Linked DNA regions of Homo sapiens: region 2 is linked to region 1. Evidence: read pairs that join two places in POLR2A ChIA-PET (ENCODE). Cell type or tissue: PC-3. All regions are shown on one strand. Links, peaks and the distances in the headings refer to the core of each region. The heading gives the core; the rest is flanking DNA. Region 1 overlaps BRIP1 (BRCA1 interacting DNA helicase 1). Region 2 overlaps BRIP1 (BRCA1 interacting DNA helicase 1).

Region 1 (15,519 bases), core at 7,520-15,519:
GTTCTATTATACCAGGATAATTTTTGCTTTATAGCAGGTCAGTCATCTTTATGATATGCTTGTTCTTAAACTGATAATTCTTATTGATTTACTCTATTGAAACACAGACTTTTCAGAAACTGGAGCAACTGTGTTAAGGAATTCCCATTTACACTAGGCAAGAAAGTAAACAGTAAGTGGAGAGTAGGGTAACAAACACTTATGGTATCAAAAAACAACCGTGAAAAGGATCTGTCTTAATGTGCTAGCCCACTGCAGTTTAACATATTGCTTACAACCTTCACAATAGAATTTGAGTGACTTCAGTTACACATTCCAGGAGACTGGCAGTCTGTTACAATCAGAGTCTGAACTTTAGAGCAGGCTAATTTACAGCGATGGGATGAAGAAAGTTGTGGATTTGTATTACACACTCTCACCTGACACTGTATCTGATCCCCTACCTGCTGATTGACATCTTGAATGAGCTCTTTGAAGCAAGTTCCAGCTTAATTAAAACGTTTGCTTGGTTAGCAGTGATCTATGAAAGCCTGTGATAAATATTGAATCAGGTTCACCTGCTGGTTGCTGTGAGTGGATAAACAGCTGCTTTGTGCAGTCTAATCATGAAACGGTGGCAGTAGGGTACTACTACTGTTTGAATTTTTAAAAAAAGAATAGTTGAAAAGGTATAGTTATGTTACTTTTGCTATCTTACTAGAGTGTGTGCTAATGTGAGATTTTGCACAACGGGCATTCAGTACCTGTTTAGATGGCTTGGACAACAGCAAATGGTTGATAAAGATTAAAAAACCCTTTTTTATGTCTCAAAGTTTGTAGTATAATTCTATGTTCATTGGCCTTTTACCACTAGCTCTTCATATGCATGACTTTTTGAAATAAAGGGCAGTGTTTTGCTTTTTTGCTTAAGTGGTAGATGAAAACAATCCTGTTAAAGCTTCACTTTAAAGATTTAAGGTTATGAATTTCAACTTCTCCACAAATTTATTGTGTATTTTGTGGGAATTTGAATTCTTCTGAATTTCCTTTTTTATCTGTAAAATGAAGTTAGAAATATACATTAGTGAACTGAGTATTTTAGCCTTATGTTAATATTAGGTAATTAACAAACATTAAAATAGAAATGAGTTCAGAAGCAGTGGAGGAAACTTTATGAAATTCTCTTGGCTGTTGTTTATTCCTTTACAGAATAACTATGTCTGGCTAATTTGGTTATAAAGAAAATGTTGTTTCCATTTGATTTTCGTTAAAAAACCAGATATAAATTCTGGAATAAAGCCCTAACCCAAATCAGTCACAATCTGCTTTGAGCACTTGATTAAAGTTAGGGGTTCACTTTCTAAAAATGCACACAAAATTGTGTCTGTAGTTTCTGGGTGATCTGTAATAGCCCATGGACCCTAATTTGAGAACCCATTTCCTAATAAATTAGGTTGAAAACTTTTGAGGAGGAGGTGTTAAGATGAAAGCTATTCTGCTGGGTATGAAACAACTGAGGAGAAACCAGAACAGAGTATATTTACTGTGGGTTTTTTTTTTTTTTTCCAGCACTTCTAGCATTTTTCAGGTATGTTTTTCATGACAATTGTTAGCTTTTAAGATTATCTTCCATAGTCTTGATTCCTCACTCTCTACCTGAAGTTTTATATTTTTATTTCTATCATCAACTTATTTAGAATTTTATGGGGAAAATACAATTTTGTTTAAGCCATACTCAGCCTGTTCAACTGCTTGTTCATGTTTATCGATGTCGATGCATACAACTGTCATTCATATATTTTCATTATAATATTATTCCATTGATTGGAAAGAGCCCACAATTTACTCATCCATTCCTTCTGTTGATACATGTAGCTTGTTTTTCTCACTATTAAAACAATGCTGCAATTAATATTCCTCTTGTATCTGTCTTAATGTGCAAGAGTTTTTCTAGCATGTATACCTAACAGTGTCATGCTGGGTCAAAGGGTATATGTATCTTTGATTTCACTAGATCACCAATTTGCTCTCAAGTAGTTGTGCCAATTTATACTTCGATCAGCAGTGAATAAGAGTTTCTTCATATCCTCTCCAGTACCCAATCTGGTGGATAGGAAATGGAATCTAATTATGGTTTTAATTTGCATTTTCCTAATTACTAGTGAAGCTGTACATTAGATGGCACATCTTTTCAGATATTTATTAGCCTTTCAGCTTTTCTCTTCTGTGATTTGCCTGTTCTTGGTTTTCTGTAGGGTTTGTCTTTTAAAAATAGATTTATTGGAATTCTTTATATGTTGTAGATACTGATCCTCACTTGACTGTAAGCACTGCAAGTATCTTCTGTCAGCCTGTGCCCCCTTTTTACCTATTTTTCTTTCCTTCTTTAAGGAATATGTATCTTTAAATAGAAGTTTAACATGTTAATGAAGCTGTGTTTTCACTCATTTGTGTTTTTGGTTTATTGTTTTAGGAAATCCTTCTCTACATTTCGATCATAAAAGATATCTTCCTATGGAAGAAGAGACCATATAGCCTTTGAAGCTTGAAATGTTTACTGTCTGGCTCTTTTGCTGACTCTTGCTCTAAAGAGTCTATTAATTGAAAGTTTGTGTTTTTTATTTTTCCCTTGGGGGACATAATATGGATCTTGTTATAACATATTTGATTTAAATGTCAACTAATAAGTTAAAACAATTTTTATGAAGATCATACTTAGGAATATTTTGTAATTGCATTCATAAAATAATATAACTAACTTTAAACAATTCCTTGGTTTATGAGTGAAAATGGTGTGATAAACTCCAAGAACTACACTTTGTAGAACAATTTAAGAATGAAGCTCTCTTTGTCAGTAAGATGAGGTGATCCTTGTCATTGTCTTCTCCGTGGCTTGATATATAGGGATTCCAATGTCTCTTGAGTCAATGAATGAATGAAATGGGATATTAGATGAAAAATGTTTAGCACAAGGACAGGCTTAAAAATGGCAGTATTATTACTAATGAAAATATTGGGATATATGTTTGTCACGACTAAAATACTAGCATAAGATGGTTTTTCTTTTTGGCCTTGAAAAATAGTAATTGTCCTGTACTTTTTCCTTTAAAAGCTAATCTGGATTTTGAAGTATCTTTTTGATATGTGCAGCACTTCAAATTAGGACATCATTTAAGCATCTGTCAGATTTAATTGTAATGCATGGGTACAGTATTTGGTTCAGGGACATTTAGTCATAATTCATCAGTTTAAAAAAAGCTAAGTTACAGTTATGTGCAAAACACCACTCTCGATGAATGAGCTATATAAAGAAATGTAAGACATAGTTTCTGTCTTCAAGGAATTTGCAGTGTGGTTGGAAAGACAATACATGCACATGTGGAAAGTTATGGAAGAACACAAGTTTTTGTATTTTTTTTTTTTACTGTTTCATTGACCTAGTTTTCCTTTTATTTCACTCAAACAGGTTTCTCTTCATTCTCTTTTTCTCTCTACTTCTTTATATACTTAGTTTTCGTACTCCTGCCTGCTTTTGAAATTCAATTTGTAGTCTCCTTTGAGAATCTCTCCTGATTTACAGTTAGCAAAGGAACTTCTTCTTTGGCAATGAAATTAGTTCCTATTTCTTTATCATTTTCCATTTCTAAAAATATTTAATTGCTATGCTCATTTTTCAGGTATTTAGGCATAGTATTTTTTTGTGTGAGTGGTAGGGAAAGTTTGGAGAAAGTTATAAATCTTTAGAAGTTGACATTGTGGTATGTTACCGTTTGAACTTATAATTATAGCTTGTGAAAGGAACAGTGGCAAGGACTCAGCAATTCATCTTTCTTTCAAGATCAAATCTTCGAACTCTTCATCTTTGAAAGAATGTAGACATGTCTCTATATAATACAACAAGAGAGGGAATATAATTTATTAAACACAAGAAAAATTTTCTGAAAATCCTTGGTTGCTGATGTTCTAAGAACAGTTTTGATAATTGTAGATTTGAAATGTATTTTTAAACAATTGGCTACTGCACATGGAAATATTATAGCTGTCACATCCACATGTATCTCCTGTTTTTTTTTTTTAATGATAGTATATTTTTGCAGTTACTTGGGTTGGGTTTTCTTGCCTTTTCTTGAAGTAAAAGGACTCTGAACAGTTTCTAGCTTGGAGAAGAAGCCATTTCTTAAAGAGTTTGGTTCTGGCACTGTGTAGCCACTTACAGGTCTTAGAGTTTACAGATTTTGGAAAGCCCCATGTCTTATGTATTGATTTTCAGATATATTATTGGATGAGAGTGAATATTATAAAATTTATTCTCTAGTTTCCTGGAGAAAAGGAAATCTCTGTCAATTTAAACAGCAAAGGGAAAATAAAAAAGTCTTTTTGAAAGATAAACATGATCATTTGTTAGCAGGAAAAATACTCAATAAGAGATACAAAATTATTTAATTTTATTCATCTAATTGTTTTAAGACCCCTGGGTCAAAGGGTTTCAGAGAGAGGCCATAAAGTATTAGCCTGGTAATTTGATTGGGGGATATTCTGACCTCCTGACACTGCTGGCATCAGGATCCTTCCTCTAGTTTTCTTAGAGCATTGAAAGTTGCTGATTTTGGTACAGGTAATTATCTTTTGTTATAAGTGACTTTTTGAAGCCTTTGTTATATTACTACAATCAGTTTTTCTGTCTTCAAATATGATTGTACCAAATCTTTTATTATTTATTTATTTTTTGAGATGGAATCTTGCTCTGTCACCCAGGCTGGAGTGCAGTGGCGTGGTCTTGGCTCACTGTAACCTCCGTCTCCCTGGTTCAAGTGATTCACCTGCCTCAGCCTCCCGAGTATCTGGGACTAGAGGCACATGCCACCATGCCTGGCTAATTTTTGTTTTTTCAGTAGAGACAGGGTTTCACCATGTTGGCCAGGCTAGTCTTGAACTCCTGACCCAAAGCAATCCACGTGCCTCGGCCTCCCAGAGTGCTGGGATTACAGATGTGAGCCACCATGCCCGGCCTGTACCGAATCTTTTAAATGGAAACTTTAATAGAAGATTGCTTCTGAAGAAATAATTCCTGTTTAATAATGCAAAGGGAAAAGAATTAACTTTTAATTTCCACCTTATACCTTACTTGCCTAAGTACCTATTGAAAACCATCTTCTTGGCCGGGCATGGTGGCTTACACCTGTAATCCCAGCACTTCGGGAGGCCGATGCAGGCGGATCACCTGATTTCGGGAGTTCGAGACCAGCTTGACCAACATGGAGAAACCCCATCTCTAATAAAAACACAACATTAGCCAGGCGTGGTGGTGGACGCCTGTAATCGCAGCTACTTGGGAGGCTGAGGCAGGAGACTTGCTGGAACCTGGGAGATGGAGTTGTGGTAAGCCGAGATCATGCCATTGCACTCCAGCCTGGGCAAAAAGAGTGAAAGTCTGTCTCAAAAAAAGCAAAACAAAAAGAAAAACAAAAAAAGAAAACCATCTTCTTGAGGAGTCTACTTAAGTTCATAGATGTTATAATTTGTTCATATTACTTTACAACTTAAAAAAACAAACAAAAACATTTAATATAAAGTTAGCTGTGGTTTATAATATTCTGAATTATGGAGTGAAAAAACAGATTTCAAGTCCTAACTAAAGTCACTCTAGTGAGAAAAGTTTTCTGAGACTAGTTCTTGATCTTTTGCTTTTGTTAGTACCACTACTAGTGTAACATTTAAAGATAAGTAGAACATTAAATTATTTGTGCCAAATTCACCCCTTTTAAAAATTAAAAACTTTGAAAACAAAGTATCTAGTTGTAAAACTGTATAATAGCATCCCTTTCTATTTGAAAAAAAGATATGAAAGATATGTATATATGAAGGTCAGTAAGTTATACACTAAATTATTCGTGATGGGATAGTTGATTTTTAAAAAATATTTCTGTATTATTGTTTGAATTTTTTTGACCAAGAGAAAAGGTGAAATTAAAGGGAGTAGATGGTAAAGCTTTAAGTGGAATTGATGTTGAAAAGTGTAACATCAAAAAGTAAGTTTTCCCAGCCTTGAGAAAAAGCTACTTTATTGGATTACTTTTATGCTTAGATAGAATGTATCTATATAGTACATAACAGTGCATTGGGCCATAGCATTCTAGTATTCACATGAATTTAACTGTATCATAAGGAAGAGAAATAGTATAATTGAGGGAAAAAATTGATGGTATGAAAAAGTAAATTAATTCTAATTGAGTTACCTTAATTCTTTTTGTATGTTAATTGATTAATGTGATCATTGCAAAAGCCAAAAAGAATTCAGTCAGAAATATCATGATATAATTTGCATTCCATTTTCTCTGTGACCGTAAATTGTTGGATATTGCAACATATGTAACATAAACCACATGTCAGCTGTTTCCTGCCTCACTGTTGACAAGAGCCCCATTCATAACTCTTCTTTTTATCCTTTTAGTGAATAAGTAATTATTCAATATAGAAGGCAGGATATTTGGAACTGGCTATTTAATGTGGCAGCACTCTGTAATGAAATCTGCTGTTACTGGCAACCTGAGAGGAGAATGTAACAATTCCAGCATGGCTGTAACTTTATCTGCTTTGACTGACTGTTTATTTGGCACATCAGTGAACCTTTTATCCCAGTGAGTGACAGCTCCAGAAGGGTCACATTTACATCCATTCTATCATGTATTGTAATATTTAATGGCGGACAAGGTTGAGTGAGACTGGGAGTAATTTGAACTTGCTTTTCCACTGAGTTGAGGCTAAAAGACAGCTTCATCCCCAGTATTGTGGTGTAACATGCTATGACTTAGCATTTGTTTATGAAGGCTAATCTTACTGATTACAATAATAAAAAAAAACAGTCAAGTAGAGTGTTTGTTCTACTAAATTAAAACTCTTTAGCACACAGTCTTTTAAGTTACAATGCTATTTACCTTTTTTCCCTCCCCATCAATGACCACTTCTATAAATTAACCATTTTACACTATTTCTCTAAAATGAGACTTTGTTCTGTGTCATTTGGTGTAATAATTGAGACTTAGAAGGAAGTAGTTATTAAGAACCTGTGAGTTCTAATATATAGCATTAAACTTTTTTTTTTAGTATTTGAGAATTTGGAAACAGAAGAGAAAAATCAGGTAAATTAAGTAGACTATATTCCTGATGTTCCATATGGTTTGTTTAAAGAGACATTTATATAACTATTTCAGTTATGAAACTGAGTTACAAGTGAAATTGTCCAGGAAAAACTACCCTGGATGATAATTTTACTGATTGGTTTACACTCCATGACAGGTAACTGAATTTCAGATATACTTGTTCCACACAAGCAACCTGCTTTCATTATTAAATATTAATATTTTGCATTTATTTTCGTACCTTTGCTAAAGAAGAATTTTCTCTTTTTGAAGTTGTTAAGTGATCCTTTAGATTCAACTTGATAATTCTATTCTTTTGTAAACTATATTTAAAAGTGCTTCAAAAGCATTGGTGTATTAAGGAATATTTGAATGAACTATGCTGTGAACAAAACTATTAACTCTAAACTATAATATCACAAGTTCGTATGAAGCCTAAGAAAAAATTAAAATTGTTCCTACTTTGTTTTATCATTTTTATAATTTATGAAAGAGGAGAGTTAAAATGTACTCAAAACATTTGGAATTGGAGAGTTAGAGTGGTATGTTGGAAAGAATGCAAATTTGGAAATATCATTTATAACTTTTAAAAGAAAGAATGAGGACCAATTTTAAATTGTAGTTTTTTCTTTAATGGCAAGTTTTAGATACTATAATTTCTTGTTATTTCTCTTTATTTGACCATTGTGATTCATTACTTACAGGTTCTGATTCCATGTGAGGTTTGATAACGTTTTTTATGGTAGTTTAGATATTAGTTATCGTTTCTTTCCTTTCTTACAGCCCCCTGGCCACTGTTCTAGGTGCTGTTGTTCTACTAAACAAGGAAACAGTCAAGAGTCATCGAATACCATTAAGAAGGATCATACAGGGAAATCCAAGATACCCAAAATATATTTTGGGACACGCACACACAAGCAGATTGCTCAGATTACTAGAGAGCTCCGGAGGACGGCATATTCAGGGGTTCCAATGACTATTCTTTCCAGCAGGGATCATACTTGTGTCCATCCTGAGGTAGTCGGTAACTTCAACAGAAATGAGAAGTGCATGGAATTGCTAGATGGGAAAAACGTGAGTAAAGTTATTTTGTGTTAGAGAAAAAATAAGGCTGAAAATATTTAAATTACTCAGTATGTGTTTTATATGTACATTTTAGTGATAATCAACTTCGGAAAATCAAATTAACTGCTAGTATTGATATCTTTTAAAAAACAATTTTCCTGTAATAAAATCTTTAGTCAAGTTTTAAAGTATGGGATTTGGTCTTAAAGCTTGGGATATTTAATTCCTTGAAATTAATTTCTGTTGTAGTCAGACATCTTAGTTTCTTCTTTTAAATCCTGCTACCAAAAATAGTCAAACTTGGATGATATCATATGAGGAGATAGAAGTGTTTAAATGGTTTAGTCTAATTAGATCTAATTAATATACTTTATATACTTAAAAACTTCAAAAGCAGATAGTTTATTTAGGCTGTCTGGGCAAAGTTTGAATTTTCTTAATTGAATGAGAAATATAATGATTATCCCACCTCATAATTCTGATAAATACAAACCCCTCTTTTAAAAGTTATACTAAATTATTAACTTTCAAAAGATGTCATTGGTGGTTTTGAAATTTTCCAGGGAAATTAGAATAATATGAATTTGGGCTTGGTGGAAATAGAGAATTCTTTCTTACTAAAGACTTATATGACTTTCAAATAATTTCTTTTGGCAGTATTAGTTTGGGAGCCTATGTTCTGGTGTGATAATTAGTTTACTCTAAAATTGAAGTTGCAAGTATGAAATTATACCCCCAAATCAGTGAACCATAAATTGATTACTATGAAGTGACCAATGATATTTTAATATATTTTTAGAGTTGTTTTGTTTTTCACTAGTATCTTATTAGAGTTGGTTCTACACAAAAAACTGTGAGCTATAGCCCCCAGAGTTTCATTTCATTGATATATCACCCCCTACCATATAATGTGAATTATTTTGTTTTATGCTTTTCTTCCTTAATACTCTCTTTTATAGATGAAAATTTATTTAAACTTTATTTAGGGATGGTCAAAAGATACTTTAACAGATATTCAAACGAGATTATAAAGTATAAGTAGTAAGGTGTTCCAATGGCAAAACTTGAGTGACTTGTTCCGAGCCAGGAGAGAATACAGAATTACTGAATCAAAGTCATTGTTGAAATCCTACAGTCATATTTATTTCCAAAGAGTTATTTCTAACTAACTGAGGAATTGTGAAATTCCTTTACTCTGTATATTAAAAAACTTCTCTTCAAGGAGAGATGAAAGTATTAAGTGTCAGGTGTTCAAAAATAATAAAATAAAGCTCTTTATGGTAAAACTCCATGAATTTCATGCATAAGTAGACTGCTTTCCATAGTGACTAAGTGATCTGCTGAATTCCTCAAATGCTTGAAATTTATTTTTTGGCTATATAGCCTATGCAAGAAGACTTGCTGGCATTGTCACCATATTTTTATCTTTTTTTGTTTTACTTGTTATTGGGGAAATTAATTATGTATTTGTAAAAAATACATTGGCTGGGCCTGATGGTTCATGCCTGTAATCCCAGCACTTTGGGAGGCAGAGGCGGGCACTTGAGGTCAGGAGTTCGAGACTGGCCTGGCCAACATGGCAAAACACATCTCTACTAAAAATACAAAAAATTAGCTGGGCGTGGTGGCGCATGCTTGTAATCCCAGCTACTTGGGAGGCTGAGGCATGAGAATCGCTTGAACCCAGGAGGCAGAGGTTGCAGTGAGCCAAGATCGCGCCACTGCACTGCAGCCTGGGCAACAGAGCAAGGCTCTTGTCTCAAAAACAACCAACCAACCAAAAACATACATTGGTAAAATACATTGGTAAAAGCAATGATAAAGTGTAAGATTGTGTATTGAAGGCAGACAGTTTCATTTTGTGTAACCTAGAATCCTACAGTGCTGGTTACGTTTTTATTGATCTTTACTCATAAGTTTGAATCATGTAAAAATAAAAAGGAATTCAGTAGACTTCAATGTTCCGAATTTTTCATTGGCCTTTAGTTTGTCTTAAAGTGAACAGGTATTTTATTTTTTAATATTAGTAATATGAATAATTGAAGATATCTGCTTGTGGTTTGTCTTGACCTAATTCTGCCTCAGAATGCTTACCTCACGGGCATACATGAACATCCTCTTTCTTGTTCTCAAGCCCTGTTAGTAATTTGGTATTGTAATGAAGGGCAATTACAAAGTCACCATAGGTGTCTGTGTTTACTTTGACTGAATTACCAAAGCGAAATGATAAATAGATAACTGACAGTTTGAATGGAAGTGTTTAAAGTGTGATAACACTTCAATTGACAGACTTCCTCAGGGTTGTGTTACACTGCTAAAATGGATGAGCTTTTCTGGTTTTGCTGTCAGCCTGCAGAGGGGTGTCATTCTAACTGCCCTTAAAGTGTAAACTTTCTGATTTTTTGGCTTGATCCAAGGCACATGTGTTTTTGTTCATTGTTTCTTTTACTAAAGTGCCCTTATACTGGAAAAGTATGCACTTATCTGTTAAAAGTTAATTTTTGTTTCAGTTAAGAAAAAATAATTTTAACTAGAGTCAGGAATGACAATTCTGAAATATTATTTTAGATATATATCTTTTTTTGGTTAAAATGAGACTTAATAGCTCATAGTCATAGATTCTAAAGGCACTTTAGTGATCATTTTGTATAAAGGTAAGCTTTCAGAATTGTATGGAAGAAGCTTGGAATGAAGAAATGGTGAATGTCCTATTATTAAACTCAGTCTGTATCAAACTGAGAGTATGAAAGATGATTGACACGTTTTTACCTGAATCACAGAATTTTAGAGCTGGAAGGAATTTTAGAGATGATATAGTCAGTGAGTCAGAAGGAATCTTACAAGCCTTCTGGTTCAAATATTCTTTTGATGCTTAGTCACATGAGAAAAATGGGCCCTGGAGTTTTCTCAGTCAGACAAGTAATTAGCAAGGAGGGACCAGAACCCAAATTTTCTGATTCCTCATCCATTGCTATTTTGGTTACACTAGAAACAAAATCCAAAGATGGCATTGAGGTAGGGAGAAGTTGACACAGTATGAAGAATAAGAACAGTAGAGGTTAGAGAAAGTGAGTGAAAATAATGTAGAAAATGGCCTAAATAAATATAGTTAGATGAGTCCTTTCCTCCTAATTTTTATTTTTAATACTTTGGAGGACTAACAGGTATCATCCTTTAACATGGCTGAATACAAAGCTTTAGGAGAACTGGTCCTCAGCTATTCATGTCTTGTCCTTTGATTTGCTGACATTCTTTTATAGGTTATGAATCTCTTATGGTTTACTTTGTTTCTAGCAATATCTAGATACATTTGTGTATGTATTGATGTATGTATGTTTTGAAAACACGGATTCTCCTTTTGGATAATTCATAGATAAAAATACATGTAAAGATTATATATATGCATATATATGTGTGTGTATATATATACAATTTAATTTATTATACAGACGTATACAAATACAATTTAATTTTACACACACACACACACACACACACACACACACACACACACACACACAGAAAGAGAGAGACATTTCATCCTGCCTTGGCTTCTCAAAGTGTTAGGATTATAAGCATGAGCCAGTGCGCTCAGCCTGTAATGAAATCTTTTATTTCCAGTAATACAATGGCAAAGGACATTAGTAGATAACCTAAAAGAAGAAATTCAAATTATTGCTGAACCTTGTTAGACTAATTATTTTTATATTTTATAATTTTAATAATTATTAGACAAAAATATTTTGAATATATATATATGGGGAAATTATTATGTATTTGTAAAAAATACATTGGCCGGGCATGATGCTCATGCCTGTAATGCCAGCACTCTGGGAGGCTGAGGTGGGCACTTGAGGTCAGGAGTTCAAGACTGGCCTGGCCAACATGGCAAAACCTGTCTCTACTAAAAATACAAAAAATTAGCTGGGCATGGTGATGCGTGCTTGTAATCCCAGCTACTTGGGAGGCTGAGGCATGAGAAGTGCTTGAACCCATATGTATATATGTATGTGTATGTACACACACATACACACACACACACACACACACACACACACACACACATATGTATATAGCTGCCTCAAAGTCTTTTATCCCTGATATAATTTATATATTTTATGTATGGTTGTTTTTTGTTAAGGATAGCAAACTAGGAAAAATAAATATTTTTATTTCAAAATCGTTTTAAAATAAATAGTAGAATTAATTAAAATAAAAGTGGCCCATTATTCTACCACTTAGTTCCAATGACAATTGAAAAAGAGAAGTAGTACATGTATGTGGTTAGAAAATGAAAAGAGAGGCTTTTTCTAGATCCTCCATCTCCTTAATCCTTTAAGGTAACTACTGTAAGATTTTATATATCTATTCTACCAGAATGTTTAAAAAATGTATTTGCTATAATGTATGTGCACATATTCTTTAAAAAAGCAATTTACATGAATTTAATCATTCTATACACGTTATTCAACATGTTTTTCTCACTTAACATAGAGAGCCTAATCAACACATAGACAAATCTAAATCATTTTTAAGGGCTAAAGTTTTTGTATTAATTTACCATAATTTATTTAACATGTCCCTTATGGGTAGACATTTGGTTAATTTTCAATTTTTTGGCTATTTAACAGTACAGGGTACATCTATTCACATTAATGGTAAAATTTTAAATTTTGGTAGTTTTTTGACAAATTGCCTATGTACTTCTACTACTAGAATTTTATACTTCTACTAAAAATATATATACTTTTCTAATTTTGTACATTTTTAATAGTATATGAGACACTTGTTAGGGCTGGGTTTTATCAAACATTTTATTTTTTTATTAATGCACATAATGAGTATTTTTTTTTGAGACAGGATCTCACTCTGTTGCCCAGGCTGGAGTGCAGTGGCGTGGTCACTGCTCACTGCGGTTTAATTTTTTTTGTTTTTTTGTAGAGATTGAGTCTCCCTGTGCTGCCCAGCTGGTCTTGAACTCCTAGGCTCATGCAGTCCTCCGGCCTTGGCCTCTCAAAATGTTGGGATTATAGGCATGAGCCACTGTGCCCAGCCTGTAATGAAATTTTTTTATTTCCAGTGATAGAATGGGGTGGAGTGCAGTGGCTCATGCCTGTAATCCCCAGCACTTTGGGAGGCCGAGGCAGGCGGATCGCTTGAGTTCAGGAGTTCAAGACCAGCCTGAGCAACATGACAAAACCCTGTCTCTACAAAAAAGGAGCCATATGTGGTGATGCACTTGTGGTTCCAGCTACTTGGTGGCTGAGGCACAAGAATTGCTTGAACCTGGGAGGCGGAGGTTGCAGTGAACCAAGATTGGATCGTGCCACTGCACCCCAGGTGACAGAGTGAGACTCCCATCTCTGAAAAAAAAAAAGGTAATAGAATGGCAAAGGGCATTAGTAGATAACATAAAAGAAGAAACACAAATTACTATTGAACCTTGTTAGACTATTCATACAACACTATGTTAAACTTTGCTAGAAACTATAAAAAATACAAATCAAAACAAGATTCTATTTTTTACTTTTAAGATAGAGATAACAAAAGATAACACCAGTGTTGATAAGGATGTGGGAAAAGGGTAATGCAAAGCAATATATACTTTCTGGAGGATAATTTCACTATATGTTTTCAAGAAACTTAAAAATACCTTGTAGCGTCTGATCCCATAATGCCATTTCTAAAAATATAGACTAAGAAAATATTTAGAAACCAGCATAAGAATGCTCACTGCAGCCTTATGTCTAAAGCAGAAATTGGTAACAGTCTATAAGCCCAGTAATAAGAAAACTGGTTCATCAGCTATGGCACATTAATTCAATGTACATATATGAGCAGCAACGAAAAGATGCTTAGTGATGTCAAGATTTTCCTTGTATGATTTTTAATACGCTAGACAGAAGAAAACAAAGGGAATATGCTTTATAAAAATTTTTGTTTATTGTGGCTGAATTGTTAATAATCCTCAATGCCTGGGGAACATTTGCTTTGTTCTTGTTTTTATTACTATTTAGAGATAGGGCTTTGTTTTGTCATCCAGGCCGGAGTGCAGTGGCTTGATCATGGCTCACTGCATCCTCGAACTCCTGGGCTGAAGTGATCCTCCTGCCTCAGCTTCCTGAGTAGCTAGGACCATTGATGTACGCCACCAATCCTAGAAAATTTTTTATTTTTTGTAGAGACAGGGTTTTGCTACATTGCCCAGGCTGGTATCAAACTCCTCACCTAAAACAGTCCTTTTGCCTAAGCCTCCCAAAGTGCTCACACCTGTCATCGTGCCTTGCTTGTTCTTGTTATTTTAATATTGGGTCACATTGTAGAGATATCCTTATATACACATGTATAGAAGAAATATGAAATGAAATACACCAAAATGTTTCTAGTGCATTCTTTGTGTAATAGAATTATGGATAATTTAGGCTTTTTTTGGTACTCCTGAATATTTTGTAGTGAATACTCTTACTTTCTTTTTTTCCCCTTAGGACATTCCAACCTACCTACTTACCTTCCTTCCTTCTTATTTATATTTGAATAAGAAATACTATCACATGGCTCAAAGTTGAAAAGGTACAAAAGGGTCTACAGAGAAAAATCTCTCACTCCTGTGCCCAGTCACTTAATTCTCATCCTTGGAAGCAACCAGTGATACCATTGTTTTGTGAATCCTTTCAGAAGTATTTCATGCCTAACATCAGTTTAATCAGAAAAAAAAAGGCATAACAAACATATTTAAAAGAAATTTTTTTCAAGTTAATTTAGGGTATTTGGAGCTCTTCCGATTTGGACTTCTATCTAAGTCTGAGTCAACCAGACTTCGTTGTGATTGTAGCTATGGTATTGTCTCAAAAAAGACAAAAAATTAGCCAGGTGTGGTGGCGTAGCCAGTAAAATCTTAGCCTTGTGGCTTTAATGATGTTCCTCAAATTCTGAGATAAGCTTATTTTATTCCTTCTATGCTAATATTGGTTCACATTTCAGTTATGCATATTTGTTTCTAGGGAAAATCCTGCTATTTTTATCATGGAGTTCATAAAATTAGTGATCAGCACACATTACAGACTTTCCAAGGGATGTGCAAAGCCTGGGATATAGAAGAACTTGTCAGCCTGGGGAAGAAACTAAAGGCCTGTCCATATTACACAGCCCGAGAACTAATACAAGATGCTGACATCATATTTTGTCCCTACAACTATCTTCTAGATGCACAAATAAGGGAAAGTGTGAGTATATGTGTAAAAATGAGAACCTTCTTCCTACTCATGGAGATGTAAATGTTGAATGTAAAAGCTTTTAGATGTTTTAATTTTTTTTGCTTTAATTTATGTAAATAAAT
Region 2 (17,198 bases), core at 5,289-13,288, 93 kb after region 1:
ATGGTGGCGTGCACCTGTAATCCCAGCTACGTGGGAGGCTGAAGCAGGAGAATCACTTCAACCCAGGAGGTGGAGGTTGCAGTGAGCTGAGATCGCACCACTGCACTTCAGCCTGGGTGACTGAGCGGTACTCTGTCCAAAAAAAAAAAAAAAAAAAAAAAAGGCAAAGTCTATGTCCTTTATATGTCCTTTATATTCTAGTTGTAAAGTTTCATTTTAGAAATTTGACAGATTCTTTTGAGGGAATGTAAAATAAAAAGGGTGGGGTTTTGGGTTTTTAGATTTTGGCCAGGCACAGTGGCTCACGCCCGTAATCCCAGCACTTTGGGAGGCCGAGGCGGGTGGATCACGAGGTCAAGAGATCGAGACCATCCTGGTCAACATGGTGAAACCTTGTCTCTACTAAAAATACAAAAAATTAGCTGGGCGTGGTGGCACACGCCTGTAGTCTCAGCTACTCGGGAGGCTGAGGCAGGAGAATCTCTTGAACTTGGGAGGCAGAGGTTGCAGTGAGCCAAGATCGCGCCACTGCACTCCGGCCTGGTGACAGAGCAAGACTCCGTGTTAAAAAAAAAAAAAAAAAAAAAGCTTAGATTTTATTTTTACAGTAAGATAAAATTTTTTGACCTCCCAATTTGAAAGCTGCTTTTCAGAAGTGTACTGTTCTGTTTTCTTTCCTAAAGCATGTTCTTTTATTTAAAAAGGTTAATAGTGGCTGGGCACAGTGGCTCACGCCTGTAATCCCAGCATTTTGGGAGGCCAATGCAGGTGGATCACCTGAGGTCAGGCGTTTGAGACCAGCCTGACCAACAATGTGAAATCCCAACTCTACTAAAAATACAAAAATTAGCTAGGCATGGTGGCGGCCGCCTGTAGTCCCAGCTACTTGGGAGGCTGAGAGGAGAACTGCTTGAACCTGGGAGGCGGAGGTTGCAGTGAGCCAAGATCATGTCACTGCACTCCAGCCTGGGCAATGGAGCGAGACTCTGTCTCAAAAAAAAAAGAAAAAGTTAACAGTGTTATAGAGTACACGGAAAATACTTTGTTTTTTCTTGAGTAGGTTTACAATTTAGTAAAGTATTATTAAGTAAAATAGAGGTCACTTGAACCTAAGCACTGCAATACCATGACACTCGATTAGACCTAGACAGCTACTAAGTAACTACTAACTGCTGGTGGGTAGTATGTACAGCATGGATATACTGGACAAAGGGATGATTCACATCTGAGTGGGATGGAGCAGGATATAGCATGAGATGTCATCATGCTACTCAGAACAGTGGGCAATTTAAAACATAAATTATTTCTGGAATTTTTTATTTAATATTTTTGGACCACAGTTGACCGCAGTTAACTTAAACCACTGCAGATAAGAGGGAACTGCTGTATAAGTTTTGTTAATATATCTTGAAAGCCTAAAATGTTTCCAAGAAGTTTACTCTTTATTTTATTTTTTAGTTGACAGATAATTATTGTACATATTCATAGGGTACATAGTGATGTTTTGATACATATGATGTTTATTGATTAGATCAGGGTAATTAGCGTATCTGTCATCTCAAACATTTATCATTTCTTTGTGTATGGAACATGTAATCTCCTCCTTCTAGTTATTTGAAATGATGTAATATTGTTAACTATAGTCATCCTACTGTGGTATAAAAGATTAGAACTTATTCCTTCTATCTAGCTGTAACTTTATATCCTTTAACAAATCTCAGCCAGACGCAGTGGCTCATGCCTGTATTCCTAGCACTTTGGGAGGTCAAGGTGGGAGGTTTTCTTGAGCTTATGAGTTGGAGACCATCATAGGCAACATAGCAAGAATCCATCTCTATAAAAATTAAAAAAGAAAAAAATTGGCCAGGCATGGCAGCACACACCTGTAGTCCAACCTACTTGGGAGGCTGAGGTGGGAGAATCACTTGAGCCCAGGAGGTCAAGGCTGAAGTAAGCCATGATCGCACCACTGCCGTCCAGTCTGGGGGACAGACTGAGGCCCTGTCTCTCAAAAAAACAAGACAAAAAACAAATATCTCCCCATCCCTCCCTTCCTTCTCCCCTTCCCATCTGCTAGTATCCTCTGTTCTACTTTTTATTTTTATGAGATTAACCTTTTTTTTTTTTTCCGAGACAGAGTCTCACTCTGTCACCCAGGCTGGAGTGCAGTGGTGCGATCTTGGCTCACTGCAACCTCCGCCTCCTGGGTTCATGCCATTCTTCTGCCTCAGCCTCCCGAGTAGCTGGGACTACAGGCGCCTGCCACCACACCTGGCTAATTTTTTTGTATTTTTAGTAAAGACGGGATTTCACCGTGTTAGCCAGGATGGTCTTGATCTCCTGACCTTGTGATCCACCCGCCTCAGCTTCCCAAAGTGCTGGGATTACAGGCCTGAGCCACCGTGCCTGGCCGAGATTAACATTTTTAAGCTTCCACATATGAGCAAGAACATGTGGTGTTTAACTTTATGTTTTTTATTTATTTCACTTAAGGTAGTGTCCTCAGTTCCATCCATGTTGCCGTGAATAACAGGATTTCATTCATTTTTATGACTGTTTAGTATTCCATTGTGTATATATACCACATTTTCTTTATCCACTTATCTGTTGTTGGATACCTAGGTTGATTCCATATCTTGGTTATTGAGAATAGTGCTGCAATAAACATGGGGGGGGGGCAATGTCTCTTCAATATAATGATTTCCTTCAAGAAAGTAACTCCACATATCTTTATTTAGGCTTCTACTACAAAAATACACAACTGGCCCTCTGTATTTATGGGTTCTGCATCTGTGGATTCACCTAAGTGTGAATCAAAAATATTTGAAAAAAAATTGCTTCTGTACTGAACATGTACAGATTTTTTTCTTGTCATTATTCCCTAAACACTACAATGTAACAACTATTTGCATAGCTTTACATCATATTAGCTATTAAAGTAATCCAGAGATTATTTAAAGTATAAAGGAGGATATGCATAGGTTATGCAAATACTAAGTCATTTTGTATCAAGTACTTGAGCATCCATGGATTTTGGTATCTGAGGGAAGTTCTGAAACCAGTCACCCATGGATACCAAGGGACAACTGTACCATTTGATATACTTGTCCTGGAATACTACAATTGCACCAGATTATTACCTGGAGACAATTACTAGGCCACAGTTCAGGGAGAATAAACTCAAACAGAGCTCAGTGGTCACACTGAGTTAAAGAGATAAAGTTTAGGGAAAGTCCGTGGCAGCTAGAATTTGCAAGGTAGAGTACTAGAGAGGATGGAGCTACATAGAGAGAAAGCTCCAGGTATCTGCATAGGCGTCCCCTTAAGTTTTTGGTCAAGTACTGATTGGCATATACATGAGAGGAAGCTACATAAGGCCAGGGAAATGAGTAGGCAGAAAACTTCCTAGTGCTTACAAAGTCTGGGAATAGTTTGAGTTCCCAGCAGCCAGAAGAGAAAAACTTCATAACACATGGGGTACTTGAAACAATCATCAGTAGAGTTTCACCTTTGTATGGGGGATAAATTAGCCCTAGACTAAAGGCTGCTCTTGACTTTCCCTAACAAAGCTGCCAAAGAATGAACTGGTTCCAAGTACCCTAATTGCATTCACAGCAAAATCCAGTAACCACTGACTTAATGCCCACAATGTCTAGTATCCAATCAAAAATTAGCAGGCATGCAAAGAAGAGAATTTAACCCATAATACAGAGGAAAATCAATCAATAGAAACAAAACCAGAAATGACAGAGATGTTAGAACTGGCTAGCAGACAAGGATTTTTAAAATATCTTATGTTTTATGCTCTGTAAGTTCAAAGAAGATAGCAGAAAACATAAGCATACTGAAAAGAGAAACAGAAGCTATTTTTTAAATACCTATGTGAAATCTCTCTATATGAAACAAAAAATACACTGGATGGATTAGACACTGCAGAAGGAAAATTTGGTGAACTTGAAATCTTATAAATAAAAATTATCCAAAATGAAGTGTAGAGTGAAAAAAAAGAGGGTCAGTGACATGTGGAGTAATATAAAGTAGTCTAATATAGTTGTAATTGGAGTCTAAGAAGAAGAGTTTCGAGGCAGAATAATATATATATTTAGAGAAATAATGGCTGAAAATTTTTCAAGTTTGATAGAAACTATAAGCCCACAGGTCCAAGAAGCTTAATAAAAACGCAAGCAAAATACACACAACAGCACACTGTAATCCAATCCAAAGTCGCTAAAAGAAAGGGGAACATTACAGAGATAGGACAATAGCATATTTTTTCTTCAGAACTATGCAAATCAGAAAACAATGAAAAGCCGTCTTTAACAAAAGAAAAAACCTGTCAATTTAGAATTCTTGATCAAGTGGGACAATCTCTTAAAAATGAAGATAGTGAAGTCTTTTCAGAAAAAGAAAAGTTGAAAGAACTCATTGCTAGCAAACGTGCACTACTAATATTAAAGAAAGTTCTTCAGGTAGAAGGAAAATGATACCAGATGGAAATTTAAATCTACGTGAGAAAATGAAGAGTGCCAGAAATGGTAAATCTGTGGGTAAATACGGTATATTTTAAAAGATAATCTTTTGGGACAAAACAGAAATCTGAATAAAATACATAGATTATTTAATACTAATGTACTAATGTTAATTTCTTAATTTGACATGAGCTATAGTAATATAAGATGTTAACATTAGGGGAAATTGGGTAAAGGGTATAAGGAATCTCTGTACTATCTTTGGAACTTTTCTGTAAATCTAAACTTATTTCAAAATTATAAACTTATTTAAAATTAAAAGATAATGTACTGTTTAAAGCATAATCAAAATGTTTTATGGGTTTATAGCATGTATAAAACTAAAATGTATGGCAGCAATAGCATAAAGGACAATAAAAGGAAATGGAAGTATATTGTGGTATTGTTTTTACATCATATGTGAAGTGGTAAAATATTATTTTAAGGTAGACTAATAAGGATGTATATCATAAACCCTAGAGGAGTCACACACACACAAAGACATAGCTAATAATCCAGTAGTGGAAATAATATGGAAGCATATTATTTCCAGTAGTGGAAATAATATGGGGGGAGGGGGGAACTTGATTGATCCAAAAGATAAAAACAAAATGGTACAGATTGGGGGGGTAGGGGGGAAGCAAGGTGGTAGTCTTAAACCCAATCATAACAATAACTACATTAAATGTAAATGGTCTAAACATTGCAATTAAAAAGCAGAGATTACCAGACTGGATAAACGTAAAAGAATGAACTACTCATAAACCTTTCAACATGAATGAATTCTAAAAGTATATTAAATGAAAAATGTCACAAGTCATTACATAGTATATGATAATATTTATATGAAATTCTATAAAGGGCAAAACAGAAAGCAGATCAGTGGTTGCCAGGGCCAGCAGTGGAAGAAAGAAATTTACTATAAAGGGATAAGAGGGAACTTTTGGGGGTGATGAAAATGTTCTATATTATGATGGTGGTTACATTACTATATATGTCAAAACTCACCTACTTGTACACTGAAAATTGTGTGGATTTAATGAATGTAAGTTCAATAAAACTGCTTGAGATCACACAGCTGATTAGTTATATGCATTAGGTAATTTAAGGAATGTGAAGCTAAATAAAACTATTTTAAATGAAACGAAAAAAATCAGTACTGAAAAACAAAATAAAATCTCTACCCTAAAAATATGTATATTCAAACTGTTAGAAGTTAATATGATGTTTAAAATGAGCTTTAATTATCTACTAATTTTTTAAATATATTTTAAAATTATTAGGTTGAACTAAAACGACAATACAATGACCACCATTCAAAATTGAGAGGTCTTCTACCTGGCCGTCAGTGGTATGAAATTCAAGCATACAGGGCCTTAAACCAGGCCCTTGGTAGGTAAGTGGAGTGAAATTTAATATAATATTATCTGTGACAGGGCTATATATATAAATCTAGTCTTGCTACTTTACTCTTTATAATAAACTTGGTAAAATTTTATTTAACTGGAACCATAGGAACTGGTATGTATTCAATGATAGCTGTCACAAGTAGAATTTGAAAAGAGTAAGAAGAATAAGTTATTCCCAAAACAAAACTCACAATTTGCTAAAGTTTAAAGAAATTTTGTGATTGATCTAACAATGAATAGCACACAAAGATGCTCAGTAAATATTAAAGAAAGCTTATCAAATCAAAAAAGTTTTGTCTTGTGAACATCAAAGCTCAGATAACAATTTTATAGATAAACAGACCTCTCTCCTCACCTCCCCCAAAATGTCAGGGAAGAAAATTGATATACCAGCCAGTGTGAGGAGATATTCTATTTGAAAGTGTACTTTCAGTACGGAATCTGTGTATCTGTTAAAATATCATCAAATAGAAACAAAATCTATTTTACTGCCCAGTGAGCTTCTGTAGTTGCACAATTTTTCATTCTGCTTCTATGTAAAGAAGACATCTGACAGAAAAAAAAATCATTTTCATTTTAATGTTATTTGTAAGCTTTAGATAACAATGTGATTACAATCTATATTTTCTTGTGCCTTTTATGTATAGTGATAATGTTGAAGGATAACATTGAAACTGAAGGATATTTAATAATTAAAGAAAAAATAAAATAATTAATTATTATTATTATTATTATTGTTTTAGACAGCCTCACTGTGTTGCCCAGGCTGGAGTGCAGTGGCGTGATATCGGCTCACTGCATCCTCCACCGCCCAGGTTCAAGCAATTCTCCTGCCTCAGCCTCCTGAGTAGCTGGGATTACAGGCGTGCGCCACCATGCCCAGCTAATTTTTGTATTTTTAGTAGAGATGGGGTTTCACTATGTTGGCCAGGCTGGTCTGGAACTCCTGGCCTCAAGTGATCCACTCACGTCAGCTTCCCAAAGTGCTGGGATTACAGATGTGAGCTACTCGGGAGGCTGAGGTAGGAGGATCGCTTGAGCCTGGGAGGTGGGGGTTGCAGTGAGCCAAAATCATGCCACTGCATTCCAGCCTGGGCAACAGAGCCAGACCATGTCTCAAAAAAAAAAAAAAAAAAATTAGCAAATCATTGAAGAAGGGTTAAAACAAACTATAATCGTGATCCTAAAGAATTAACACCAACTAAACATTTAATCATGATACTCCGACTTCTAAATATTCTTGCCCATTAAGATTTGTGCTTTGTGAGACTCATTTTTAAATCATTATTTTATACAGTCATGCATCACTTAATAACGGATATATTCTGAGAAGTGAGTTGTTAGGCAATTGTATTGTTGTGGGAACATTATAAAATGTACTTACACAAATCTAGATAGTATAGTCTACTACACATATAGGCTATATGATATAGCCTATTGTTCCTAGATCACAAACCTATACAGCATGTTACTGTACTATAGACAATTGTAACACAAGGATAAGTAATTGAGTATATAAGTGTAGAAAAAGTACAGTAAAGATATGGTATAGAAATACAGTATATTAAAAATGGTACAAATGTATATGGCACTTACCACGAATAGAGCTTACAGGACTATAAGTTGCTCTGAGTGAGTCGATCAAGTAGTGAGTGAATGTGAAGGCCTAGGACATTACTGTACACTAACTGTAGGCTTTATAAACACTGTACACTTAGGCTATACTAAATTTATTTATTTTTATTTTTTCAATAATAAATTACCCTGAGCTTATTCTGACTTTTTCTTTTTGAGAGATGAGGTATGGCTATGTTGCCCAGGCTGGTCTCGAACACCTGGGTTCAAGCAGTCCTCTCACCTTAGCCTCCCAAGTAGCTGGAACTCCAGGCACACGCCACTGTGCCCAGCTTGCTGTAACTTTTTTACTTTATAAACTTTTTATCTTTTTATCTTTTTTTTTACCTTTTTGACTCTTTTACAACACTTAGCTTAAAACACAAATTATACAGCTGTACAAAAATAATTTTTATATCCTTATTCTATAAGCTTTTTCTATTTTTGAAATTTTTATTTTTTATTTTTTTACTTTTTAAACTTTTCTGTTAAAAATGAAGACATGGGGAGCGCAATAGCTGAAGCCTGTAATCCAGCACTTTGGGAGGCCAAGGTGGGCAGATCACTTAAGGTCAGGAGTTCGATAGCAACCTGGCCAACGTGGTGAAACCCCATCTCTACTAAAACTACAAAAATTAGCTGGATGTGGTGGCAGGTGCCTATAATCCCAGCTACTTGGGAGGCTGGGGCAGGAGAATTACTTGAACCCGGGAGGTGGAGGCTGCAGTGAGCCGAGATCACCCCACTGCACTCCAGCCTGGGCGACAGAGCGAGACTCCATCTCAAAAAAAAAAAAAAATGAAGACATAAACACTCATGTAGTATCCTAGGCCTACACAGGATCAGGAGCATTAATATCCCTGTCTTCTACCTCCATGTCTTGAATCACTGGAAGGTCTTCAGGACCAATAAATAACATGCATGGAGCTGTCATCTCCTGTGATAACAATGCCTTCTTCTGGAATTCTTCCTGAGGGATCTGCCTGAAGCTGTTTTATAGTTAACTTTTTTTTTAATGTAAGTGAAAGGAGTACACTGTAGTGATAAGAAGTACAGTATAGTAAATACACAAACCAGTAACACAGTTATTATCATTATCAAGTATTATATACCATACATAATTGTATGTGCTATACTTTTATAAGACTAGCAGCACAGTAGGTTTGTTTACACCAGCATCGCCACAAGCACTTGTAATGCATTGTGCTATAATGTTACAATGGTGACATCACTAGGTGATAGGAATTTTTCAGCTCCATTATAATCTTATGGGACCACTATCATATATGCACTTCACACTGACTGAAACATCATTATGTGGTGCATTACTATCCCTTAATTTCATATTGTAGGGCATCAACATCTAATTTGTAAATGCTATAATTAGGTTTTGTGCAAATTAAATTTTTTTTTTTTTTTTTGAGATGAAGTCTCGCTCTGTAGCCAGGCTGGAGTGCAGTGGCACAATCTCAGCTCACTGCAACCTCTGCCTCCTGCGTTCAAGCAATTCTCCTGCCTCAGCCTCCCAAGTAGCTGGCACTACAGGCTCGCACCACCACGCCTGGCTAATTTTTGTATTCTTAGTAGAGATGGGGTTTCACCATGTTGGCCAGGATGGTCTCGATTTCTTGACCTTGTGATCCGCCTGCCTTGGCCTCCCAAAGTGCTGGAATTACAGGCGTGAGCCACCACATTCGGCCCACAAATTAATATTTTATATTCTCTATGAAATTTTAATTAACTTCACCATGTAATTATTTATTTCCTAGTGAAGCTGTAAGGCATTTGGATAATTCATAGAAACAGGTTGGGCCAGGTGAGGTGGCTCATGCCTGTAATCCCAGCCCTTTGGTAGGTGGAGGCGGGTGGATCACCTGAGGTCAGGAGTTTGAGATCAGCCTGGTCAACGTGGTGAAACCCCGTCTCTACTAAAAATACAAAAATTAGCTGGGCATGGTGGTGTGTGTCTGTAGTCCCAGCTACTGGGGAGGCTGAGGCAGGAGAATTGCTTGAACCTGGTAGGTGGAGGTTGCGTTGAGCTAAGATTGCGCCACTGCACTCCAGCCTGGGCAACAGAGGGAGACTCCATCTAAAAAAAAGAAATTGGTTAAGAGTAAAATCATGAAAACATGATCAGTTGACATATTTGCACTTCAACCAGAAGTCCCACAACTAATCATAATCTTAACCAGTCAAATAAAAAATTTTTATTTTTCTGGTGTCTTGTGTATTTACATTAGCCCATTTGTAAACCAGATGGCATGTGGGTTCAGATTTGTGTATCGCTTAGACATAGCTATATGTATATATATACAAATACATAAGCTATGTGTATTTGTGTATAGCTTAGACATAAGACTACAACAACTAGATTTAAGCCCTAGAACATGTCACCCACTGTACTCCCCATCATTTTATTTTTTATTTTTGTTTTTATTATTATTATTATTTTTTTTTTGAGAGAGTCTTGCTCTGTTTCCCAGGCTGGAGAGCAGTGGTGCGATCTCAGTTCACTGCAACCTCTACCTCCCAGGTTCAAGCGATTCTCCTACCTCAACCTCCTGAGTAGCTGGGATTACAGGCACATGCCACCACGCCTGGCTAATTTTTGTATTTTTAGTAGAGACGGGTTTCGCTATGTTGGCCAGGCTGGTCTTGAACTCCTGGCCTCAAGTGATCCTCCTGCTTCAGGCTCCCAAAGTGTTAAGATTACAGGCGTGAGCCACCACACCCAGCCACTCCCCATCATTTTAGAATGGTATTCTGCATGTGTTTTTCTTCAAACTGAGTGATTCAGGTCTATGGTTAAGCTACAGAGATCCTGCTCCCCTTTTTTCCCTAGAAATCCCATTTTACTTGGAATCAAGTTGCACTGAAGGTTATTGAAGCATCACATCTGCTTACTTTGTGTCTCCCTGCTGATTGACATTTTTTTTTTGAATTTTAATATTCAGCTAATAGTTTCTAGGGGCGCTTGAATATATTTTTGAAATTGTTGACTTTTAGTCATTATACTCAATTTGCGGAAAATAAGTATTCTTAGCTCAGTTGATTTTTTTCTTCCTTTTAGTATAAGCAATGCCTTGAATTTCAAGAAACCATGTGAAACAGAAGTCATATTTGTATGTGGTTTTCTCGTTTACAAACCTTCTCCACATATATTATCTCATTTGATTCTTCTACCAATCACTTCCAGTAGCAATGCATGTTGCTACTTGATGTTTTATTTGATTTGCTTTGTTTTTGTTTGTTTGTTTGGGTTTTTTTGGGTTTGTTTTTTTTTTTTTTTTGAGATGGAGTCTCGCTCTGTCGCCCAGTGCAGTGGTGCAGTCTTGGCTCACTGCATCTTCCTCCACCCAAGTTCAAGCGATTCTCCTGCCTCAACCTCTTGAGTAGCTGAGATTACAGGCACGCACTACCATGCCCAGCTAATTTTTATATTTTTAGTAGAGACGGGGTTTCACCATGATGGACAGGCTGGTCTCAAACTCCTGACCTCAGATGATCCACCTGCCTCAGCCTGAATTGTTTTTAAACTGGTTGTGAGAAATTAAATTATTTTTCTAAGGCCACATGGCTACTAAATGGCCCTTTACATCTTGTTCCCATCCATTTCTAAAACTGTAATACCTGCTTTTTCATCCTTATCCTCTACCTCTAGCCACCGAATTTTTCACTATTAAACATAAGTATGTCAGTATTAAACTATCAAACATGCTATATTCTTTCATTATGCTTTGCCTTGGCTTATAAGTTATCATACAATTCGTTTGGCAAATTTAGCAATCAAAACCTCATTGAAAGTCATGTCCTTTATGAGGACCTTTAAAACTTCTCCAACTAGAGTTATTTATACCTTAGTAAACCTATAGCATTTTGGTTGCTATCTGTATTATAGCACATATCTCATTGTATTGTAATAGCCTATCTGTTTTCTTCCTTGAACATGTGTTACGTTGTTACATTCTCAGCAACCAACTAAGTCTCAAATGCTTGTTGAATTAGTGAAAAATGTGAGGTTCAGTGCTTTTTCCTGCCATACAACATTGCCCAGAGAGCTTTTAGAGCTTCAAAACATGCTTTCCTGGAATATCATAAAAATCATGTATTTATAGTATTGATATATAATACTGTACTTTTAGAATTTTATTAATTTTTTTAAATGGAGAGCCCAGCTATCATTTTACTGATTTTCAGGGAATAATGTCAATAATTAATAATTTGTTACAAAGGAACTTACCCTTTAAAACCAATCAATAAGTAAAATTTTTTAAATTAAAAAAATAAAGACCAAGCAAATGTTTTATGTTATTTAATAAAACTCATAATGTATATTGATTGACAGAAAAGGTGCTTATACTCTGAGGCACTCTTCTTGTAAGGGATACAGAAGATCTAAAGTAAGCAGAAACCAATGGATTCCTTTTAATGTTAATTTTTTTAAGCACACATGGGACTGTTAGAGTATTTGAAGTAATATAAGTCTATGAAATACAAGAACAGCCTTTGGAAACATACAAGATGGTTTTGCAACCAGGTTACAACTGCACTATGAGTTTTCTAACTAGTCTTTGTTGCTTTACTGAAAGTATAATCTTTGTCTCAAGCCGGCATAATTCATTTAAGCAAGGCAGTTTGAAAACAATGGTAAAAAGAAAAGGTGAAATCTTTTTTCTTTGAATTGTTTCATTAACAGAAATACCTTTCTACCATACCATAGAATGCTTTAAACATAAATCAAACTGGAACCAAAATACAGTGGCACACTGACTTTCCATTGACTTTCAATACTCTTCTGTAGTATTGACAATATTAATCTTCTTCCTATCCTTCCCAGTGTTATGGTCTGTTGCCTTGGAGCCTATAGGTTACTTTAAAATAATATCAAAAAATAATGCCCTATAAAATTTAGATTTTTTTTGTCTTTGTAGAAAAATTGAACATTTATGTTACTCTTCACCCCCTCAAAATCCTATGATAATAAAGAAATGAAAATGTCAAACCTACAATATTACAAAGAGAGAGAGGAGACAGTGACAGACAAGCGATATCAACACATTTTGAACACTGGAAAACAGCCGAATGACTGAATGACTTAGCAGGCAAGAGAAAGCTGAAATTTAAATCTACATTGATGATAGTCAACAAGCACTTTCAGATTTATGCATGAAAAAGCCTAGGATTTGGAGCAATCTAAAATGTCAATGAAAGTAAGGTTTAAAAACAGGTGGCTTGGTTGCAAATTAGTATAAGAAACAATTAGCCTCCTCCCTCACCCAGGTTTACTTCTGGAAAGGTTGAACAACAGAGACTCTGTATTCTTCAACACCAGGCACAGCTGAGGACGTATTAAAGATGGAGGTTAATATTATATACGGGGATTTTACATACTGAATGTGAGAACTCCACCCCCCTTTTCTTTTCAGCTCTGAGTAGGCTGACAATCAGTCTTACATCTACCAAGCGTGTAGAATTCCTTTTTAGGGAAACTGACCACCCCATGAGAAAATATCTACAAATTGGCCCAGTTCCTGCCAAATTACCCTATAGCAAACTTCCCAGCCTATAAGCTCTACCCATACATTCAGAGCTGCCAATCAGTGTTTTAGTGCCTTACTCTTAAGTAAGTGCAGAGTCTTCACCAGATTGTCAAAGAAAGTCTGTAACATGAAAAACAGACCAAAACAACAACAACAAAACAAGTCCAACAAAGCAAACAAAAACACAGCAGAAGAACTCTGAGAAAATAGAAACAACACAACAGACTAGAACAAGGATTGGCCAGTGTTTTCTATAAAGGGCCAGACAGTACAGTAGTCTCTCCTTATCCACAGAAGATAGATTCCACAACCTCCACTAAATGCCTGAAACCATGGATAGTACCAAACTCTACGTATACTATGTTTTTTCTATCTGATAACCAAGATGGCTACTAAGTGACTAATGGGCAAAAAGAGTATACAGCATGGACATGGTGGACAAAGGGATGATTAACATCCTGAGTGGGACAGCATGAGATTTTTATCATGCAACTCAGAAGGGCATGCATTTTTAAATGTATGAATTATTTCTGGAATTTTCCATTTAATATTTTTGGACTACATTTGACCGTGAGTAACTTTGACCATAGGCAAGATTGTGGCTGTGGGGGACTATTGTGTATATTTTAGGCTTTGCAGGCTACATACAGTCTCTGTCACATATTTTTTGTTTTTTCCTTAATCCTCTTAAAAATGATCACTTGAGGTCAGCAGTTTGAGACCAGCCTGGCCAACATGGTGAAACCCCATCTCTACTAAAAATACAAAAATTAGCCAGGTATGGTGGCGCACGCCTGTAATCCCAGCTACTCAGGAGGCTGAGGCAGGAGAATCACTTGAACCTGGGAGGCGGAGGTTGCAGTGAGCCGAGATTGCACCACTGCACTTCAGCCTGGGCGACAGAATGAGACTCCTTCTCAAAAAAAAAAAAAAATGTGAAGACCATTCCTACACATTGGAGGCTGTACAAAAACAAGACATGGGCTATTTTTGTAGGCACTATAGGCTATAGTTTGCCAACCCCCAGATAGGAGAAATCTTCAAAAAAAAATCTTAATATCCATAGAGATGTACCATATTGCCTCCATGAAACAAGAACAAAAGAATAAGAAAAAGTGCTTAGAAATTAACATGATACCAACAATTTTTAAATGCATAATAGGGCTTGGAAGATAAAATGGAAATTTTCCAGATCAAAAAGAGAAAGCAGGAAAGAAGAACTAGAAAATTAGAGGATCAGTATGCAATAACCAACTTCTGATACATAGAAGGCTCAGATCATGAGAACAGAAAAAATAAAGGAAAGAAACATCTCAAAGAAATAACTCAAGAAAATTTCTCAGAATTGAGTAACACGATTTCTTGGTTGAAGGGGCTCACTCAGGCACAGGTAAAGGAGGAAAAGCTACAAAGCACTTCACTGTGCCCTTTCCAAGTACCGGGGATAAAGAAAAAGTCTTAAAATCTTCCAAAGACAAAAAGACAGGTCTCTATCTTACAAAAGATAGAGAATCAGAATCATAACAGACTTCTGAAAAGCAACACTGAAACCAAAAAAATAGAAGAAATTGTCTTCAAATATTTTAGGGAAATTTTTGATTTGTAACTTAAGTTCTACATGAGCCAAACTATCAATAAACTATAAGACAAAATAAAGCCTTCAACATACAAGGACCTAAAACATTTGCTTCAAATGGACACTTTCTCAGGATGTTACTGGAAGATGTGCTCCATCAAAATAAAAAAAAAAAATTTAAAAAGGAATATCAAGGATGCAGGGAACTAGGGTTCCAATCCAGAATAGAGGCAAAGATAATTCCTAAAACAACCAGGAAGGAAAACTCTGGAATGATAACAGTGCAGCAAGTAGTCTAAATTGAGTTCAGAGGATAGAAGGTTTGACCATACTTGGAAGAATTTTTACAGCTATGGCATGGTTTGGGGATTAATTAATGACAGAAAACATTAAAAATTAATCCACAAAAAGAAGAGGCAGTTATTAACTCCAGGGAAGGCAAAAAGTCTTGTACAATAAAGGAAATCTAATTATAGTGCACTATGTGACTCAGTTGTTAATATTCCCAGGAAGGGATGGTGAAGTATCAGTGGTATAAGAGAAATAAACATCTTCCACAGGAGAGAATCAGTACGTAAGTTCTAAAGTTCAAAAACCAAGAAGTAGTAGTAGGATCAATGTTCCTTAGAAATATGGAGATAAATAACCAGAAGATCTACCTAAAATATTGAAAGTAATTGTTTCTGAGGAATGGGAATTGTAAACAGGAGGTGGGTAGGGAAAGGACAGTTATGTTTTTCATTGAAAACATAAAACTATGTGTTCGTGTTTCTTTGATAAAAGTTAAAATTTACAAAGCTAAAATTAACTTTAAAAAATAGTTTGGGCGTTTCAGTCCTAGAAAAGATGAAGTAAGCATATTTAGTAGTCTAAAAAACCTAGACAGAATATGTGGAGTAGCTGTTTGAGAACTCTGAAAAGTCAACACTAGCAGGTAGATTAAGAAAGGAGACCAGAATTCAAAATACCAATGATCTAGCTCAAGTAACTGTATAATACCAGATAAAGTAGAATTCCAAGCAAACAAAATTAGGGATAAAAGAGAACATTACATAATGATAAAAGGGTGAATTCACCAAGAAGACATAAGAATCATAAATGTGTATGCACCCCAAAACAGGGTTTCAAAATACATGAAGCAAAAACTGACAGATCTGAAGAGAAAAATAGAAAAATACACAATTATACTTGGAAACTTCAAAATTCCTCTCAATAACAGAACTAGTAGACAAACTAATAAAGATATAGATGACTTGAGCAACATTATTAGCCAACTCAAGTCCAGTATGTTCTCTGACTGTAATGGAATTAAACTAGTAATCTAGTTTAAACTAGAAATCAATAACAGAAAAATGTCCAAATACTTGGAAATTAAGCAGCATATTTCTAAATAATCCACAGGCAAAACAGCAAGTTTCAAGTAAAATTAGAAAATATTTTGAACTGATCAAAAATGAAAATACAGCATATCAAAATGTAAGGACTGCAGCTAAAGCAGTGCTCAGATGGATATTTATGTCATTAAATGCTTATTTTAGGAAAAAACATCCTCAAATCATTGATCTTAGTTTCTACCTTATGAAGCTAGAAAAAGAAGAGCTAAATAAATGTGAGGCAAACAGGAAAAAAAGGAGTAATAAAAACAAGTATAAATTGATGAATTGTAACAAAAATAATGAAATCAGTGAAATGAAAATTAAGCTGCTTGAACTAAGAGTTGAGCTACCATTCAACTCAGCAATCCCATTACTGGTTATATGCCCAAAGGAAAATAAATCATTCTGCCAAAAAGACACATGCAGCTGTGTGTTCATCACAGCACAATTCACAAAAGCAAAGGCATAGAAGCAACTCAAATACCTATCAACGGTGGACTAGATAAAGAAAATGTGGTACATATACACCGTGGAATACTGCACAGCCATTAAAAAAGAATGAAATCATGTCCTTGCCGCAACATGGATGCAACTGGAGGCCATTATCCTAAGCAAACTAACACAGAAACAGAAAACCAAATACCATATGTTCCCACTTATAAATGGGAGATAAACAATGGGTACACATGGACTTAAAGATGGGAACATAGACACTAGGGAATGAATGTAAGTGGAGGCAGAGAAGGAGGGAAGCAAGGGTTGAAAAACTACCTATTGTGTTCTATGCTTGCTTTCTGGGTAACAGGTTCAATTGTACTCCAAACTCAACATCATGCAATATACCTTTGTAACAAACCTGCACATGTACTCCTGGAATCTAAAATAAAATAAAAGTTGAAAAACAGAAAAAAATAGACTCTTTGAAAAGATCAATAAAATTGATAAACCTCTAGCAAAATTAACAAAGAAAAAAAAGAGAAGCCACAGTTACTAATATCAGGAATAAAAGAGGTATTAATAGTATAACTACAGACTCCACAGGCATTAAAAGAATAATATGAGAATACTACGAAAAACTCTATACATATACATTTGATAACTTAGATGAAGTAGATTAATTCCACAAAACCCACAAAATACCAAAATTCACCCAAGATGAAATAGATAACATGAAT

Evidence for each region. Peaks named below come from ENCODE experiments on the same cell type or tissue, not always from the same donor. Only the 100,000 strongest peaks of a DNase experiment are listed, where the experiment ranks them.
Region 2: POLR2A ChIA-PET joins it to region 1 with 5 read pairs; 2 of 35 experiments call an interaction of 5 or more read pairs at or near these places.

Annotation. Positions count from the first base shown.
Region 1 is chr17:61,801,140-61,816,658 of GRCh38, reverse strand. It overlaps BRIP1 (BRCA1 interacting DNA helicase 1), which reads left to right. Exons shown (of 20, transcript NM_032043.3): 7 at 7,902-8,192; 8 at 15,185-15,406. Among named protein-coding and RNA genes, the nearest start is that of BRIP1, 55 kb to the left of the region's middle. RefSeq lists an enhancer at 1-901. In PC-3, for the core only: no CTCF peak of the experiment used is centred there; a DNase peak (open chromatin) is centred at 11,038.
Region 2 is chr17:61,704,657-61,721,854 of GRCh38, reverse strand. It overlaps BRIP1 (BRCA1 interacting DNA helicase 1), which reads left to right. Exons shown (of 20, transcript NM_032043.3): 17 at 5,792-5,904. Among named protein-coding and RNA genes, the nearest start is that of NACA2, 120 kb to the right of the region's middle. In PC-3, for the core only: no CTCF peak of the experiment used is centred there; no DNase peak of the experiment used is centred there.